Regions from separate parts of the Mus musculus genome. Here region 2 is linked to region 1. Evidence: chromatin loops called from intact Hi-C (ENCODE). Cell type or tissue: gastrocnemius. All regions are shown on one strand. Links, peaks and the distances in the headings refer to the core of each region. The heading gives the core; the rest is flanking DNA.

Evidence for each region. A loop is a pair of places that touch in the nucleus more often than their neighbours do. Peaks named below come from ENCODE experiments on the same cell type or tissue, not always from the same donor. Only the 100,000 strongest peaks of a DNase experiment are listed, where the experiment ranks them.
Region 2: a loop joins it to region 1, with 2.5 times the contacts of the local background. A loop is called at or near these places in 22 of 42 quality-filtered maps.

What each region holds. Positions count from the first base shown.
Region 1 is chr13:23,680,203-23,688,540 of GRCm38, reverse strand. H2ac6 (H2A clustered histone 6) reads left to right here and starts at 4,582. Exons shown (of 1, transcript NM_178189.5): 1 at 4,582-5,068. The coding sequence starts at 4,624. The coding sequence ends at 5,016. It overlaps H2bc4 (H2B clustered histone 4), which reads right to left and starts at 4,342. Exons shown (of 2, transcript NM_023422.3): 1 at 3,920-4,342. The coding sequence starts at 4,309. The coding sequence ends at 3,929. In gastrocnemius, for the core only: no CTCF peak of the experiment used is centred there; DNase peaks (open chromatin) are centred at 3,724, 3,885, 4,351, 4,590 and 1 more place; H3K4me3 peaks cover 3,569 bases; H3K27ac peaks cover 2,561 bases.
Region 2 is chr13:23,729,192-23,737,529 of GRCm38, reverse strand. It overlaps the pseudogene Gm11338. Among named protein-coding and RNA genes, the nearest start is that of H1f2, 5.4 kb to the left of the region's middle. RefSeq lists an enhancer at 8,266-8,338. In gastrocnemius, for the core only: a CTCF peak has its summit at 4,850 (motif pointing right); a DNase peak (open chromatin) is centred at 4,845; H3K27ac peaks cover 1,457 bases.

The sequences.
Region 1 (8,338 bases), core at 57-8,056:
CAAAACAAAACAAAAAACAAAACAAAAACAGTGGTCTTTAGTATCTTCTCTACTGCCACTTAGTGACAATTTTCACCATACCCCAAAGAAGATACTTTGCAATGCTACACTAATCAGTTGTATTATTTCCAGAAGGCCAGTACTAGTACCATTATCCTCAAGGGACAGGTGATGCTACTGAGGCACAGAAACTGTGATTGGCCTTAACTTCAACCTCAAAGGCTTCACCTTCTCCTTGCAGAACAATGGTTTGCAGCAGTGAACCAGTTCTCAGGTCAGGGTTCTCCATTTCATGTTTCCTTCACCTCTCAACCCATCCTTCTGATTATTGTACTGTGCAAGGTCAGAACAGTGCCATTTGCCAATACCTCAAGGACATTGAGTTAATTATTAGCACACATTTTCTCCTATGCTGACTACAGACACACAACACCACCACCACCACCTCGGGCAATTTTTACACAAGTTCTGAAAAGTAAACTCCGGTCTTCATATAGCTCAGTGAGTTATCTCCTCAGTACTCTTTTCAAAACAATTTTTAAAGAATCAATTACGCCGGTCGGTTGTGGCGCACACCTTTAATCCCAGCACTTGGGAGGCAGACACAGGCGGATTTCTGAGTTTGAGGATAACCTGGTCTACAAAGTGAGTTCCAGGACAGCCCAGGCTACACAGAGAAACCCTGTCTCAAAACAAACAAACAAACAAACAGAAAAGAATTGATTACAAGTAGACAGTCCCTGGGAACTCAAACAGTGATTATTTTAGAATCCTAACCTTTCTTTGTAGTGTAAAGGAAAATTGGTTGTTACCAAGAGATAAATGAGAAAAACCTCACAATGGGTTTTTGGTGTAAAACTCATCCTGTAAAAATTTATTGTCATGAACTTTAAGATTGGTAACCAACTGATCACTACATTAAGATATGAGGACAAATCCCAGCTACATAAAAAGAAAACAGAGACAGTCTGGTACACACCCCTGAGTATTATGTGCTAAAGTGAATTACTATATTACTTAACAATGCCAACTCCCTTAAAACATAGACTAAGCATAATCATTATCCTGTATAATTGTGTTTTCTTCTGTCGCTAGGGAACTTGATAGCAATTAAAGCCACACCTTTAAACACAGCAAGCAATTGTGTTCCGGTATATATACATTAACAAGCACCAGTCCCAAACCTGCCTGGTTCTCTAAGGCCATGGCATTTCTCCAGTAACTTTCAATCCTACAAATCTAAGTGGGAAAGGAAAGGATGATCTCACCATGTTAAATGGAAAGATCCGTGTTTTCTATTTTGCTAAGCGCTATTTGTTATAACCTGTGTAACAATAGGGTATTTGCACAGAGCAAACATTCCAATGTCTTATGTTTTGTAACCTCTAAGTTAGAAATTGCATAGTATCTAATGAGAAGACACTAATTCACTCCACTTACGATTCATCTAAGTTCTTAAAGTAATTATTTGCCAGTGAATTCAGTTTTTAACCTGACATGTTGAGTCCTTACCACTTGTTATTTAAGTTTTAATTCCATTTTTAAAATTACTTTGTGATTTGACTTAGTTCAATGTATGTTATTTATATTAAAAAGTGATTTTATTCAAGTAAATAAATTTAGTGGAAAAAGTTTGTAAACTTAATGTAGTTTTTTTATACAACAAATCGTAGCTTCTGTAAACTACATTATTATGCTAACACTTTTATATTATAATAAAAGATCCATCTTAACACAATTAAGCCAAAAGTCAAATTATTAAGTAAACAAAAAATGTACAAATGCAATTATGACTAGAACTAGGTAAACTTGAATCCAACCTTAAAAGAGGCCACACCTTAATGTAATGCCTAAGAATGTGAAATAATTTATAGTAATTGATGGTTTTCAATTAATTAAAGTTGATACATTTTTTTAGACCCTTTATAAAAACCAATTTACACTTAAATCACATAACTTATTCATTTCCTGCTGGGATAGACAATGTCCTCAAATTTATATTCATAAAATAGGAAATATTCACAGCAATTATGCAAGTGAGAGGAGCTAACTGGGACAACAGAAAAGACTGAAGGTCAATGAACAAAGACATAGGTATCTATTGAAGTATTATGACTAATGAGACAAAAGTATTGATTTTAAGTCAGACGTCGTGTCAGGAGAGCACTATTCAGAACAGGACTGATCCTCTTGTTCTTCAAATTTGGTAGACATTCTACTGTTATGCCATATCCCTTATAATAAACTAACTCATTAAGATTTAAGTAATACTGTTAATACTGTTTTATACATAGCAGAAGCAAACATTCTGCCTCAGCAGGCAAGTTTATGCTTTTTCTCACTCCTCTCTGGAACCTTGCAATAAAAAGAACATAGCCAATAACACTGCATGTGACAATCTGGCATGGAATTACCAAATCGTGACTTTTAGAATGTCGAGACAAGATACTGCTGTTTCACTGATTTCTTCTTGCTCTTTCTCTCGCTCGCTCTTTCTCTCTCTCTCTTCTCTCTCTCTCTCTTTCTCTCTCTCTCTCTCTCTCTCTCTCTCTCACACACACACACACACACACACACACACACACACACACACAGAGCAGAAGGGGGGGACCAAGAGACAGAGACATAGAATTTGGAAGGAGATTAAAAAAGGACAGGCCAAACAAAGAAACAACATGAATCTCACCAAAGGCAGAAGTGAAAAAATCACCAATGATTTGCTGGTCAAATGAAAAGTATCAATCTACTTCAACCCTGGAGCCTTTTATACACTTCTGAGCCTGATTTGTGGATTTTGGCAACAATTCAACCAAATGCGAACCAGAAAAAGGAGAGTTGTGCAAGAACAAAGCTGCAGCACTAAGGAGACATAAGGCGGCAGAAGGCTGAAAAGGTTCCCCACACTGCTAGCTCATAATGTAATCCTAAACCATATCTAGGCACAGCTTCTAGAAATAAATGATGTAGATGATAGCATGCTGTTAACTTCTGTGGGGAAGAGAGCAAGTGTACTGTTTCTTCGAACAGGCAAGACAAAGGCTTAGATAAGTGGGGCCGGAAGAAGCGAGCCAGTATTTATGGCCAAGTTTGTTCAGGGGGCAACTAGGGTGATGGAAATATTCGCCTTTCATTTGGACAAGCAGAGGACTAAACTCCGCTAATGACTCTGAAGTCCTTATATTTTGAATTGTTAAGTCAACAGACACAGCAACGGCGTTCGTTTTGGGATTTCTTGCATTAAGTCCTTCCAGTTCAGCCTCTCCCCACTGCTTGCTTCGGATCTTCTCATTTCTCTAAACTTTCACGTCACTTGGACTATGAAAATTTAGTATGGCCAAAGTACGGTAAAGTGATACATTTGCATTTGCATTTGAACAATTCAGTTCCGTCTTTTACCAGAACTTCAATGCCGTAAGTTTGACAATTCCAGGTCATATTTTAGAATACTCTACCAAGATACTGGTCTAAGATTTCATGCTAGATAGCTCGGTAATCTGATATTAAATCTACAAATGAAAAGCCTGTCCTTTGTTACAGACCCCTCATGTTTAACATCAGTCTTGGAGCCACTTCTTTCCAAAGTAAAACCTACAACTTATAAAAGACAAACTTCCTAATGGCAACAATTATCCTCTTCAAAGTCTGTCACTCCTGTCCTACAACTTTGTTCTGATGGACTCAAGTCCGCCTCACCGGAAGTGACGTTTGCAAGGCTTTTTTTTTTTCTCCCAACAAAATGGTTGTAGCTAAATGTAACCAAGACTGAAATTAAGCTAAAAGTATCCCACTGCCTTTAAGATTTATAAGCACCTGTCATCTGCTTCTGGGTAAAACTGAACGCACTGTTCTACCACAGCTCTCTCTTTGAGAAAGTGGGTGGCTCTGAAAAGAGCCTTTGGAATTCGCTACGGAGGCTTACTTGGCAGGATCACTTGGAGCTGGTGTACTTGGTGACGGCCTTGGTGCCCTCCGACACCGCGTGCTTGGCCAGCTCCCCGGGCAGCAGCAGGCGCACGGCCGTCTGGATCTCCCGGGACGTGATGGTCGAGCGCTTGTTGTAATGCGCCAGGCGGGACGCCTCGCCCGCGATGCGCTCGAAGATGTCGTTCACGAACGAGTTCATGATGCCCATGGCCTTGGAGGAGATGCCGGTGTCGGGGTGCACTTGCTTCAGCACCTTGTACACGTACACCGAGTAGCTCTCCTTGCGGCTGCGCTTGCGCTTCTTGCCGTCCTTCTTCTGGGCCTTGGTCACGGCCTTCTTGGAGCCCTTCTTCGGGGCGGGAGCGGACTTCGCAGGCTCAGGCATCTTCGGATTTCCAAACACAGGAACCTCAGTGTGGGCTGGGAACGGACTTCTCCTACTTATAGGGCGTTTATGCTAATGAAGGATTTCGAACCAGTCTCAGCTAATTGGAAGAAGAAAAAGTAGTGGGTTCATGGGTGGGATTATGCAAATGAAGTTTCCAGAAGCAGATTTTCTATTGGCTATATCAATGAGCTCACTTGTAACCAATCAAGTAGTAGCGTTTACTACCCAGGAACCTACTATAAAAGCTGCCGCGTCTGTACAGTCTTGGTAACTTGTTTTTACTGTTCTGTTACTTACACAGCACTATTACTATGTCTGGACGTGGTAAGCAGGGCGGCAAGGCTCGCGCCAAGGCCAAGACCCGCTCCTCCCGGGCCGGCCTGCAGTTCCCCGTGGGCCGCGTGCACCGGCTGCTCCGCAAGGGTAACTACTCGGAGCGCGTGGGCGCCGGCGCCCCGGTCTACCTGGCGGCCGTGCTGGAGTACCTGACGGCCGAGATCCTGGAGCTGGCGGGCAACGCGGCCCGCGACAACAAGAAGACGCGCATCATCCCGCGCCACCTGCAGCTGGCCATCCGCAACGACGAGGAGCTCAACAAGCTGCTGGGCCGCGTGACCATCGCGCAGGGCGGCGTCCTGCCCAACATCCAGGCCGTGCTGCTGCCCAAGAAGACCGAGAGCCACCACAAGGCCAAGGGGAAATAAGCAACAGAATCTGCGGAAACTTCAAACCCAAAGGCTCTTTTCAGAGCCCCCACTTTTTCAAAAGAAGAGTTGAACAGGATACTCTATTGATAATTTCTACCCTAATCTGGTGGGCTCTAGATAGTAACGACTGGTCTTGATTGTTAACAGTTTTAATTACTTGGGAGTATTTTTGTAGAGTAAACTTTATTAAGATTGGTAGTACCCCCTAGAATTTGATAGATTGGGCAGCTTAAAGTCAAAGGTCTCAGAACTTCTGGTCTAAGCCGAATACTAATGTTTGTCAATGTAAGCCAGCTGAAGGTTGTATGTTTTTAGTACTATAAGCCTACCACCTACTCCGTTATGTCCGACCATGAGTCTGTGTTTGTCCTCATCTGCTGCAGGAGTTTCTCTGATGATGGCAGCTCATTCTAACTCACATGCAGGTAGTCATGGAGTTCTTATGAATTACCAACGTTATCCATTTTTACAAAAATTTTACATTTTAAAGCAAGCTCCTTGGTTGTTCCCAGATTTCGAATCTGTTCTTGGCTGGCTTGGCTGGCCGGCTGGCTGGCTGGCTTGCTTTTAGAGACAGGGTTTCTCTGTATAGCCCTGGCTGTCCTTGAACTTAGATATTTGCCTGCCTCTGTTTATGGAGGGCTGAGAATAAAGGCAATGCACAACCATGCCCATTGGTGTGTGTGTGTGTGTGTTAACCAGAAATTAGTGCTTGCAGTCTTACTGATACTGGAGAACCCAGGCAGCTTCTTCCTCCTTCCCCAGCAGTTATTCTAAAAGAAAAATGATCGGATGCCCAGAAACTGTGAAGATAAAGGGCTGAGGAAAAAATCACATTGACTCCCCCTAGGAGAAAAAAAAAAAAAAAGTTCTATGATCATACCACCTAAATGTGACTGATTGTAGAAGATAAGCAGTGTCAGGCCTAGTTGACACTCCGATGGGAGGCCACGTAGGAATATTGGGTGCTGTGGGCTTAGAAAAAATAAAATGAAAATGAAAAAGGAGTTTTCTGAGTTGTTTGGGTTTGGGAGAAACGGATCTCATGAGACCCAAGCTGCCTGGGTACTTACTACATAACTAAGACTGGCCTTGGACTCCTGAGGTTTCTGCCACCATTTCTCAAATGTTAGGAGTACAGGCATGAGTCAACATGCCTTGCTGAAGAAGAATGGCATTGTTTGTTTATGCTGGGTCCATTATACCTCAGGCTGCCCTCAAACATGCTGGGCAGCTGAGAATGACTGTGGACTACTGAAATCTCTTGCCTCCGCCCTCTAAGTGCTGGAACTATAGTTGTGACTACATGCAAGCTGGGCTTACGAAGTCTGATATCACTGTGCATAGCTACTACTGTTTGGTCAGGAGTCCAGCTCGGGATTCCTTCAAGTTTGAGAACCTGGATCCTTGGATCTCACTTACTTCATATCAGCTTTGGAATCATTTTCATTTCCTTGTCAATTTTCTTTTGAGCGGAAATTTCCCAGGTGTGAGACCTTCAGGAATGCCTTTAAGCTCCCCTATCCCAACATCTTTCTGTGTCTGTGTTCACTTTGCTATGAAAAGACCCTGACTCTGTAGTGTGTACCCTGAAATTAGAAGAGCACAGGCTGATCAAGACAGATGGCTGCTGGGTAGGCACCACTGCATGCTGGGTAGATATGTGTTCCTCACTAATCCTTGTAAGCAACAGTCAAAAACAAGTGCTATTGCTATTGTAGATGTTTTGATGAAAAACAGAATAAAGAAATTAACTAAGTCCCTGGGATTAGAAAACATACACTTCAAACACTGATATTTTATAACCATCCTCACCTAAGAGAGTATGAGAAGAAAAATTGAAATAGTGCAAAATTATTACATAATGGGTACCCTTTGTTATATAGAGGATTACATAAGAAAAAGTTACTTAATTACATTCTAAACTCTGTAAAGAACTTAAAGGGGAAAAAAAGTTTCACAGACTCTGTATAAAGGGGGCCAGGTGTTAAAACTTGACAGTATGTGAACAGCTGAAGTCTCAGCCGAGGCCAGCATGGCTTTTATTCAGGATCCAAAAAAAAAAAAAAAAGAAAAGAAAAGAAACAAAGAGACTTAACATGGTGGTAGGATAGTTTTCAGGATCTACAGGACCTGTTTTCCCGTGGTGAGATAGAGAGAGATAGAGAAAGACTTGAGGTGTTCTAGTAGCTCCAGGTCCCTAAAAACAAACCTTGGTATTTGAACATTTGCTGGTGAATGGATACATCATGAACACTGTTAACCTTTTTGTTTTCATCTTCATCAAGACCATGAGGTCAAGACCTCAACTTGTTACATTGTAATGCTTAGTTTAGGAATACAAATAGATACTTGGAAAGAAAAAAAAAAAAAAAAAAGCCAGGAAGTAGGAGTGGGTGGGTTGGGGTGCAGGGCAGGGGGAGGGTATAGGGGACTTTCAGGCTAGCATTTGAAATGTAAATGAAGAAAATATCTAATAAAAAGGGGGGCACTGAGTGTGCTGAATTCAATGCATCACAGACTGGGCAAGCCGGAAAGCATTTTGTTCTAGAGAGTCCGTGTACTACCAGGGAAGGCATCCAGTACACACTAAATGAAAGCTGCCAATACAACCATCTTTTCCAGTAGATCATGCTGTTTAATGACTCTTAGGGGCAGCTAAGAACAGGCTACCAAGCACAGCATCCCACACAGCTCTGTCCCAGCTCATCCCTAATATTCTAGTATGGTTCTTTAACTTCTGTTATGCATTGTCACTATTTAAACCTCAGAGTCCTGCTTACTGCTAGACAGAATTCTCTATAGCACAAAATATCTTAGAGCTTTAGTTGGCTTTCAGGCCTTGAGCAGAACTTCAGCAATTTTGTCTTAATGGTCTGGGAAAGTCTTTGTACTGGGGCACACTGATAAAGGTTATCCCTGATAAGGCTAAAGAAGCTCCATTTTGTGCTAGGCATCCATCAGGGTACCCTCCAGTCATTTGTCTCTGACTCCAGTGTCTGAAAGATAAGTTCCCAGTAACCCCCACCCAAAAATAGCCATGACTATCTACTTGTTATGATATGACTAGATGGTTTCTTGTTTGTTTGCTTGATTGCTTGTTTCTGTAACTTGCTTACTCTGAGACCCAAAGATTATTTTGAGTTGCCTTAATCACGTAACTTGGCAGAACAGAACAGTTTTTACTTGCTTGCAATAAATATTGAAAGATTTCATGAGGATTTTTTTCACCTTTAAAAGTCCTTCCCCGGGCTGGAGAGATGGCTCGGTGGTTAAGAGCACCTACTGCTCTTCCAGAGGTGCTGAGTTCAATTCCCAG
Region 2 (8,338 bases), core at 147-8,146, 49 kb before region 1:
TGCTAGTATAATTAATACATGGGGCAAAGGAAGTTCCCCTAATTTTATCAGAAATCTCTGTTTAAGTATATGTCTACATAAAAACATGTGATGAGTTTGTCAGCACTAAAGCGTGGTAAAGTCCCAAGGTTATACAAATTGAGTTCAGGGATGTTTGTGAAACAAAGCATATTTTATAAGACTGAGAATGGCCGCGTGGTTTCACGTAATAACCTTAGTTTAGCACTTGCAAGCAGCATCTCCTAGGCTTGTGTCCTCTGGGAATTAACAGCCTAATGGGATTAGGGATGGACTAATTGCTAGCAATAGAACCACTTTAAGAGTTGCCTTCCTGTGTGGACTTTGAAATGGGAATTGCAAGGCATTATTGAAAGTACACAACTCAAGCACCTTCGTCATACCAATATGCTTCAATGAAAGAAATGAGAACATGTCACCTTGCTCTGATTACGTGGGAAATGAACGAATGTCCTCCTCATCTGATAGTTGTCCATCTCCCCCAGGAAAATAGCTGTGTGTGATCTAGCTCTCCAGTTTGCTCACTTTCCTGTCACTGTAAATTGTCAAATTATTTGTAAAATCCTAGATTTGTTCATTTGATTGTTGTAATTTTTTAACTTATAGCCTTTCAAGCCGAATCAATCAAATCATAGCTCTTTAATGCAATTAACTAATAAAGCTTGCCTGGTGTAGATGCAAATTCATTGCTTCCAATAGAAAAGATAACCCTGAAAGTTATGTTTGTATTGTACAATAATAAATTATATCTCTAATTTTTGAGGATTCATTCAGCTCTCATTCTTTCTCTGAGTAAATGCACAGTTTATTTTCCTGTATTCTTCACTGAACTAAAAAGTCATCCAGCTTGCTTACTCACTAATGACTTCCATCATTCTTTGACATATACATGAGCTTACTACATATAATATTTATATATGAGTCATATTTTTTAATAGTTCGAAAAATTACATGCTGAAGCTTATTAGTCAGACTGTCCTAAGGGCATCCAATCAGAACCTTCAGATGTCACCCTCTAAAATGGAAACTATAAAATGTGGAACTTGAAAGCAACCTGAGACTTAATGATGGAGTCTGAAATTTTAAAGTAAGTTGAATAAGATCATGGGCAAGAAAACTTCTATTCATATGTGCTCCAAGCAAAAGGTTAGATTGGAGATATGACCTTTAGACTCAGTATCACTGGATAGCTACCAATGAAATGAGGACACTGATGAAACATGATGATGTCATGTGATCTCGTACATTTGTTTGTTTGATGAAGATTGCATGAGGGTTTTGTCATGCCATGTCTTCAGGCTGTGTGGCCCTGGTGGGCAGAATTAAATATGTAGAGAATGTGCAGAAGAGCTAGAGGCAGAAAAGTTTAACAACAAGAAACACTCACAGGAGGGTGAGAGTATTTAGGACAAGTTTAAGGGATGGGCTTCCACCTTTTCTTCTCCATTTCCTCCCTCTCACATGCCAGAGAGGGGTTAGCTGGAGAAGCTTTTTGAGGTTGTTAGTATAGATTCCAACTTGAAGCGATTGAAACCTGTGCTTTTCTAACTCACCAAGGGATGATGGTAAAAGCCACAACCGCGTTATTTCCAATTCCTTCCTCATAATGATAAACGATAACTGGTCCATTGTGAGACACACAATGTTGGCAGCACAAGTAAAAACTATATAAGTGATGTCAGGAGGTTTAGAGCCTTCTTAGTCTGTTGTCTCACCTCAGTCTCACAAATAATTTCTACAAATAACCTTGAGCAGTGCTTCTCTTATTTTCTCAGTCTCTCCAGACAGACGGCCACCAATTACAAGATCAAACCTTTGCTACAATGTTTTCCCTGTTGATACCTGAGTACATGAAAGGTCAAGATCTCTTGCACCTTTCTGCCCCAGTGCACCCTCAAATGCAATGGGGAAACCAACATACACCATAACAGTAAAGCATAGAGGAGGGACATAATGAAAATAGAAAATTGCAAAAAAGAGACACAGTACAAAATGGTCCCCAGACACTTTGGAATTGCCAACAGAGTCCTGGGATACACCTCCCCCGACACCCCCCCCCCCCAACTTATTTCCAAAAGACTTTAAAATGTTTTCAAAACTTTAAGCTCGCCTTCCAAATATACAAAATTGACAATGATGACAATATACACTTTTTATACCTTCTCAGTCTAAGCTTATAATGAAGGCACAAAAGGAAACGTAAGTTAGATAGTTACCTTGATGAGAGCCCAGGAATCATCTCACACATGGTTGTTTTGTGGGAAATATACAGCTAAATGTGCTAAGAAAGTATTTTGTCATCCCTAAGCACACGCTTGCTGTGGACACCCTGCACCAGACAGCCTCCTAGCACTTATTTAAGCACAGAACACCTGCAGTGAACATAAACAACAACCATCCAAGGAGAGAATTTCCTCTCAAGGCCAGGTGCCTGCTAGGACAGACACAAACAAGCATTACAGGGAAAGTACAACTCACAGGAAAACAAAAATCTGAAAGACAACGAACGGTAAGAGGCTAGTGTATGGGCTAAACCTTTTCCTTAAGTAATTAGTGATGCAGCAGTGAAATTGTAAGATAAGAGAATTGCTTAAGTCCAGGGGATAGGGAGGCAGGAGGTATTGAAGCTAGGTATTAAATTGATTTGTTTAATAATCTTTTAAGATACAAACTTAAATGCATTTATAATTATATGTTATTCATATGTAAGGTATATATGCTACACTACAGATTTCTATCTCATATACAAAGAAACCATATATAACATCAGATGGGAAGTTCTTATGCTTCAGCTCATTCAAAAGACCATACCACACTGATCCAAAACATGCAAGGTTGTGCGTGGGTGGAGATTACAATTTACTGGCGATGACAGTGATCTAGAGACATAGCTTTGATGCACACAGGCTTGGTTTTATTTCCACTTCTTTCATTCACGTGCTGGGGACGATGCCCAGTTCCTGAGCAACAACTTACACTTTGATGATAGTGAGGATTAGTAGCGAGGGTTCCCCTTCAAAGTTTGGGGTGTGCTCACTCAGTCACTGCTCATGTAACAGTTATTCCCACCAGACCCTTAAGATGTGAGAACCCTCTGCTGTGGGCATGATTCTGAGAAAGGTTGTCCCTTCCTTACTTTGAAGAGATTGATGAGAATAGATCAAGTCTGACAGATGGATGAGAGTAGAGCAAGTCCAACCAGCTGTTTCCAACTTTTGGATTACTTGTATTTCTCAGATGCATCACAAAGGCCCAAGGACCCGGGTGTTACCCTAATAAGAGGAGATGTTGCTGGGCCGTCCCAGATGGGAAGGAGTGGCGTGTGTTTGTGTGTGTTTGTGTGTGTGTGTGTGTGTGTGTGTGTGTGTGTGTGTGTGTGTGTGTGTGTGTGTAAACAAATATGATTATGCGCTGGAGGACCAGGAGATGAGTAAATGATGCAAGTCTATGACTCTGCACATAAGGGTCTATCCCAACAGTCACCCAGAACCCCATTCCATGTCCACTTTGCAAGCTTGTGAAGACCCTCACATAACACCTCTGTCCCTGCTTCCTCCATTCCAGGCAGATCATACTTTTGATGACAAGAGGCTATGGCTGGTTAATTCATAAGAAAGGCCATGATGTTTCGACCTTGCATGCACTCCCACATTATCTCAATCTTCTTATATTACACAGAACTTCTAATGTGACCAAATTCTTATCAAGTTAACTGACCTAAGATTTGTAGCAGTCAAATATATGAAATATACTTGCATGGCTAATAAGAGTAGTTGTGTTTTCTTTCTTATTTTACAAAACAAAGCAGGGTTGTATATTACTCAAGGGCCTGTCTACCCTGGCTCATAGATGGATTATCTGAGTTAAATTCAGCTTTGCTGTTTTCCAGCTGCTTAACCTTGGATGAGTTAATTAATGTGCCCATGCTACTCTCATCATTTGAAAGATGCCAATAATAATAAACCACATGTTTTATAGGTTGTTGTGGGATTTATGGATCCATACATATTTATGATATACAATAAATTTCAGATGAACATACAAAGAATAAAAACTAGTTTAGAATACTGCACATAAACACCTATGTACAAACTAGTGCCCATCCCTGACTGTGCTGATGTGAGTGTCCTTAAGGCTCATAAACAGCTTAGTGAGTACTAGTCAAGAGGCCTTTCCAGCACCGTGATCATCCCAGCGAATAGCAAGCATCCTACCCAGCCTTAACATTTCAGCAAAGGAAAACCCCAAACCCAGACTTCCCCAGCACAGAGCAGCAGTCTTAGCATTTCATGCCTCTAGCACAACATACAGTTCGAGGAGGCATAAAGTTTTCAACTAAAGCCATGAGAGGTGCCACACCCCTTTCATGGCAGCACTCAGGAAACAGAGACAGCCAGACCTCTGTGAGTTCTAGGCCAACATGTTCCACATGGAGAGTCCAGGCCAGCCAATACTTACATGGAGATTTTCTCGAAACATAGATGATAGATGATAGAAAGATGGGTAGATAGATAATAATTAGTTGTAAGTGTGATGGCTCATGTCTGTAATCCCAGGATTCTGGAGACTAAAGCAAGAGGATTCTCCAAAGTTGGAGAACAATTTGGACTACATAATGAGATAGGTCATCAATTGAACCAAGCTTGAATAACATAAGACTTTCAAATTTCATATATATAAAGTATACAAAGCAAAAACACATCCCTACCAATTAACTACTTACCACTCTATTTAGTTTTAGATAGGTTTTCACCCCTACATGACATGTGTGAAATTTGTATCTTCTAGGAATCACAACCATTTTCAACACGTGCTGCTGTTTGCCTTAGCAGACACTAGATGGCAGGCCAAAACAAGACTGCTACCTTAAATGCCATTCAAATTTCTCTTGACCTAGATAAGCATTAATCCTCGGCTATGTTTATATTTTTCTATCCCTTTCAGAAGTTATTAACACCGTTTGTCATATAATCATGATTAAAAAACCGGAAATTCATGATATGTAGTCTGTCCACTGGCAGGGAACATAAGAAGAAGAAATTAAGTGAACTGGACTCTTCTCTTAAGTGACTGAAGAATCCATGTTGGCTCATTCCCTCTACAATGAGTTCATCAGCAACTACAATAAGCCTCGCAAACGCTGGGCTTAGGGAGTGACAGAGCAATCCAGGCAGTCTGTCCTCCTGTAAGAACTGGAGAACTGAGCTCTCCTCAGAAGAGTTAAGTGATGCTGGCTGTGAGAAAGAGCTCACAGCAGGATGATCAGGAACGATGGTCACTTTATACGGTGGTAGATTTTAATGATAGAGCCTTGATTTAAGTTATTAAATCAGTTCTTAGTTGTTGGGGGGGGGTTGTTTGTTTGTTTGTTTGCTTTTAAGTAAAATGGCCACAATAAATAGGCTAACAAGGCACTGCCCTGCAAAACAGGGGAAACAGAAAGACAGGCAGTTGAAGGGATACACAAAGCAAAGGAATCCCTCACTGGGCGTCTAGTTGAAGTCCGAGAGCTAAAAGTCAACAATTGCAGCTCAATTAGCAATATTTGCTGTGAAGGTTGCCTATGTAGAGACAATATTCCTTTTATAGCAAGTTCTTTCAAGTAAGCAATGAACCATGCTCAAGACTTGAATACATATGGCCTTCCCATAGGCCTTGCCTGTTTATGAACCTGCAACTCTCTTAGAATCTAACAAAGAATATAAACTTTATTTATAGGTTAAAAAAAAAAAACCCTTGTGTAGCCTTTGTGCCCCAAGGTTTTACCTTATCAACTATAATCCCACCCAATGTGTTGAATTATGCACACAAATTAGGAGTTGCCCTATGATGTCATGTAAGTCCCTGAGCACTCATCTTAACTACAGTCACTAAAGTCATGTATGTGACCACTGTAAAGTCACTTAAGCACTACTCTGTTGAGAATCCTATATATACAGTTGGTGTAACTATCTTCCTATGTGTCTCTATCTGCTAACAGTATGTAAATATGTGTTGAAATATATTTTAGTTAAACTCTAACTCTGCTTCCAACTTCTACTGAAGTTCCTGTTGGTAGTGTACCCTGGCTCCATCTCAGTAGTATCTTTAAGGACCCAGAACTTTGTCTTGGCCCTGACCAGCCCTGCTGGTGATCATAAGGCAAGAGCAGCTTTTGTCTTATAGTGAGAAAATTATGAAGTTCATAATTAAGTTTTATCAGTACTCATGATAATAAATATGGCGATCATGGAGATACAAAGGGTTCATAACTGTACAGTGGGCTCAAGATTAGCCCAGCACCTGATTCCAACACACACCCTTAGTCATACTCCCAATAAACTCAAGGGGACTCAGGCTGCACTCACGCATGATCATATGAAAGTCCAACTGAACGGGCACCCCAGGACTATTTTCTCATTGCTGAAAGGAACAACACAAATTATGTAAAGCATTAGTGGAGGGGAGAGGAAAAAAAGAACATTCAACATTCATTCAGGCATGATCCCTGTAAATCTCAGTATTCAGGAGGCCAGCTAAGAATACACAAGAATAAATTAATAAGAAACAATTTTTAAAACACATGCAAAAACAAAACCCACCCATCTCACATTGCTAACTAATCATTTTAAATAGTTTCAGACACTGAGTTAGTTGAACAAGAAGGGTTCTGCTTGAAGCTGTCCAGGGGCAGGAGAGCCGCTGAGGTGTAGACAGAGAACAGGTCGCCTGCAGAAGCTGTCCAGGGGCAGGAGAGCCACTGAGGTGTAGACAGAGAGCATGTCACCTGCAGCTTGCTTCTTTCCTCACAGTCGGCTTTTGCAATTGCGGGTGTTTGTACTGGCAGACGGTCCGTGGAATTCCAGGCTAAAGCGTCAGCTGGCTAATCATTCACTAACTATTACTCAGCAGATTTTAAAGCCCTTCCACATACAGAGAGTTTTGATGACAAGACTGATGACCTAGAACTGTGACAGGGTAAGAAGCTGAGGCCGAATCAAAAGTTCCATTGTGAATATTTGTTTTACTTTTTGTTGTTTGTTTGTCTTTGAAACTGAGCGTCCTGTCAGAAAGAAAACTACAACAGCCATTTATTTCTCTTTCTTTCTCTCTTTTCTCTTTCTTTTTTCTTTTTTCCTTTTGTGTGTGTGTGTATATGAGAGAGAGAGAGAGAGAGAGATTCATTTTATAGCTAAAGCTGGCCTAGAATTATTTAATTCATTCAGGATGTCTTCATACTTTCTCTCTCTCTCTTTTTTCTTTTTTCTTTTTCTTTTTTTTTTTTTTTTTTTTTTTTTTTTTTTTTTTGTCCTTCAATGCTTTTATTGATATCAGCAATGGACAAGAACATCCCGGCCCAACTGCTAGGTTATCAGGCAGATGCTCCAGCATCATTGCCATCTCTAGACCCAACCTAAGATCCTGCCTATCCAGGCCATGTTCCCAAATGGGCATGCCCCCGTCTGTCCTGTTTATATGTGTGGATCAGTCTGTCTGAATGTCTAAGTCGATGCCTGCATGGGTCCCCGATCCATGGTACATGGTAGAGGTTGTTCAGAACACAACATGGCTTGCTTCAGTGGACCACTGGGCCCCGGTGTTGAGCATGGGAGACAGGGCCAGAGATTGATGGTGGCAGGAGACCAGGCACAAAGTCCATTCCAGGGCCATATCCTGGCATTGAGAAGCCCTCCATTACATTGTATTTGATTTCACAGGGTGGAAAGGGCTGGCCTTGATAAAAGGGGGTATTCCGGGGCAGGGGTGGGAACATGGGAGGTGGTGAGGGCTAAAGTGGGTAAGGAAGACATGAGGGAAGGCAAATGAAAAGATGGGAGCAGGGGCAAGGCCAGCTTCTCTCTGAAGTCTGGGGGCTGTTTAATGGCTTCCCTGGAATGAATGATCCATCTCTGGCCAGACCTCAACCCACAGGTCTGGGAGATGGCCATGTTTAGGTGGCTCCACAGCCCAGTGGGTCAGAAGTAAGTGTGAGAGGTGGCGGTGTGCATGCTGGTCCCAATGGACACAATCTCGATGACGGTGGTGTACAACAATGCTGGAAACGGAATTGGAGATCTAGGACAACGAAACAGTAGTTCCCTGCTAGTGTAGCTTTGTAGAAGTTCCTCTCAACCACATCCTGTAGCAGAGAGACGGCCAAGGGCTGGAGCCTGGCAGAAAGAAACCTCCAGTGACAAGTTTCCCCAAAAGATATTGCCAAGTTCCACACCAGCAAACAAGAGTCTGGCAAAACATGGTCCATTCGTACAAACGCTCGTTCCAAGTTCTCTCTGAAGCTCTCTATTGAGCAGCGGCCATATCTGGAGAGATCCCAAAGTCA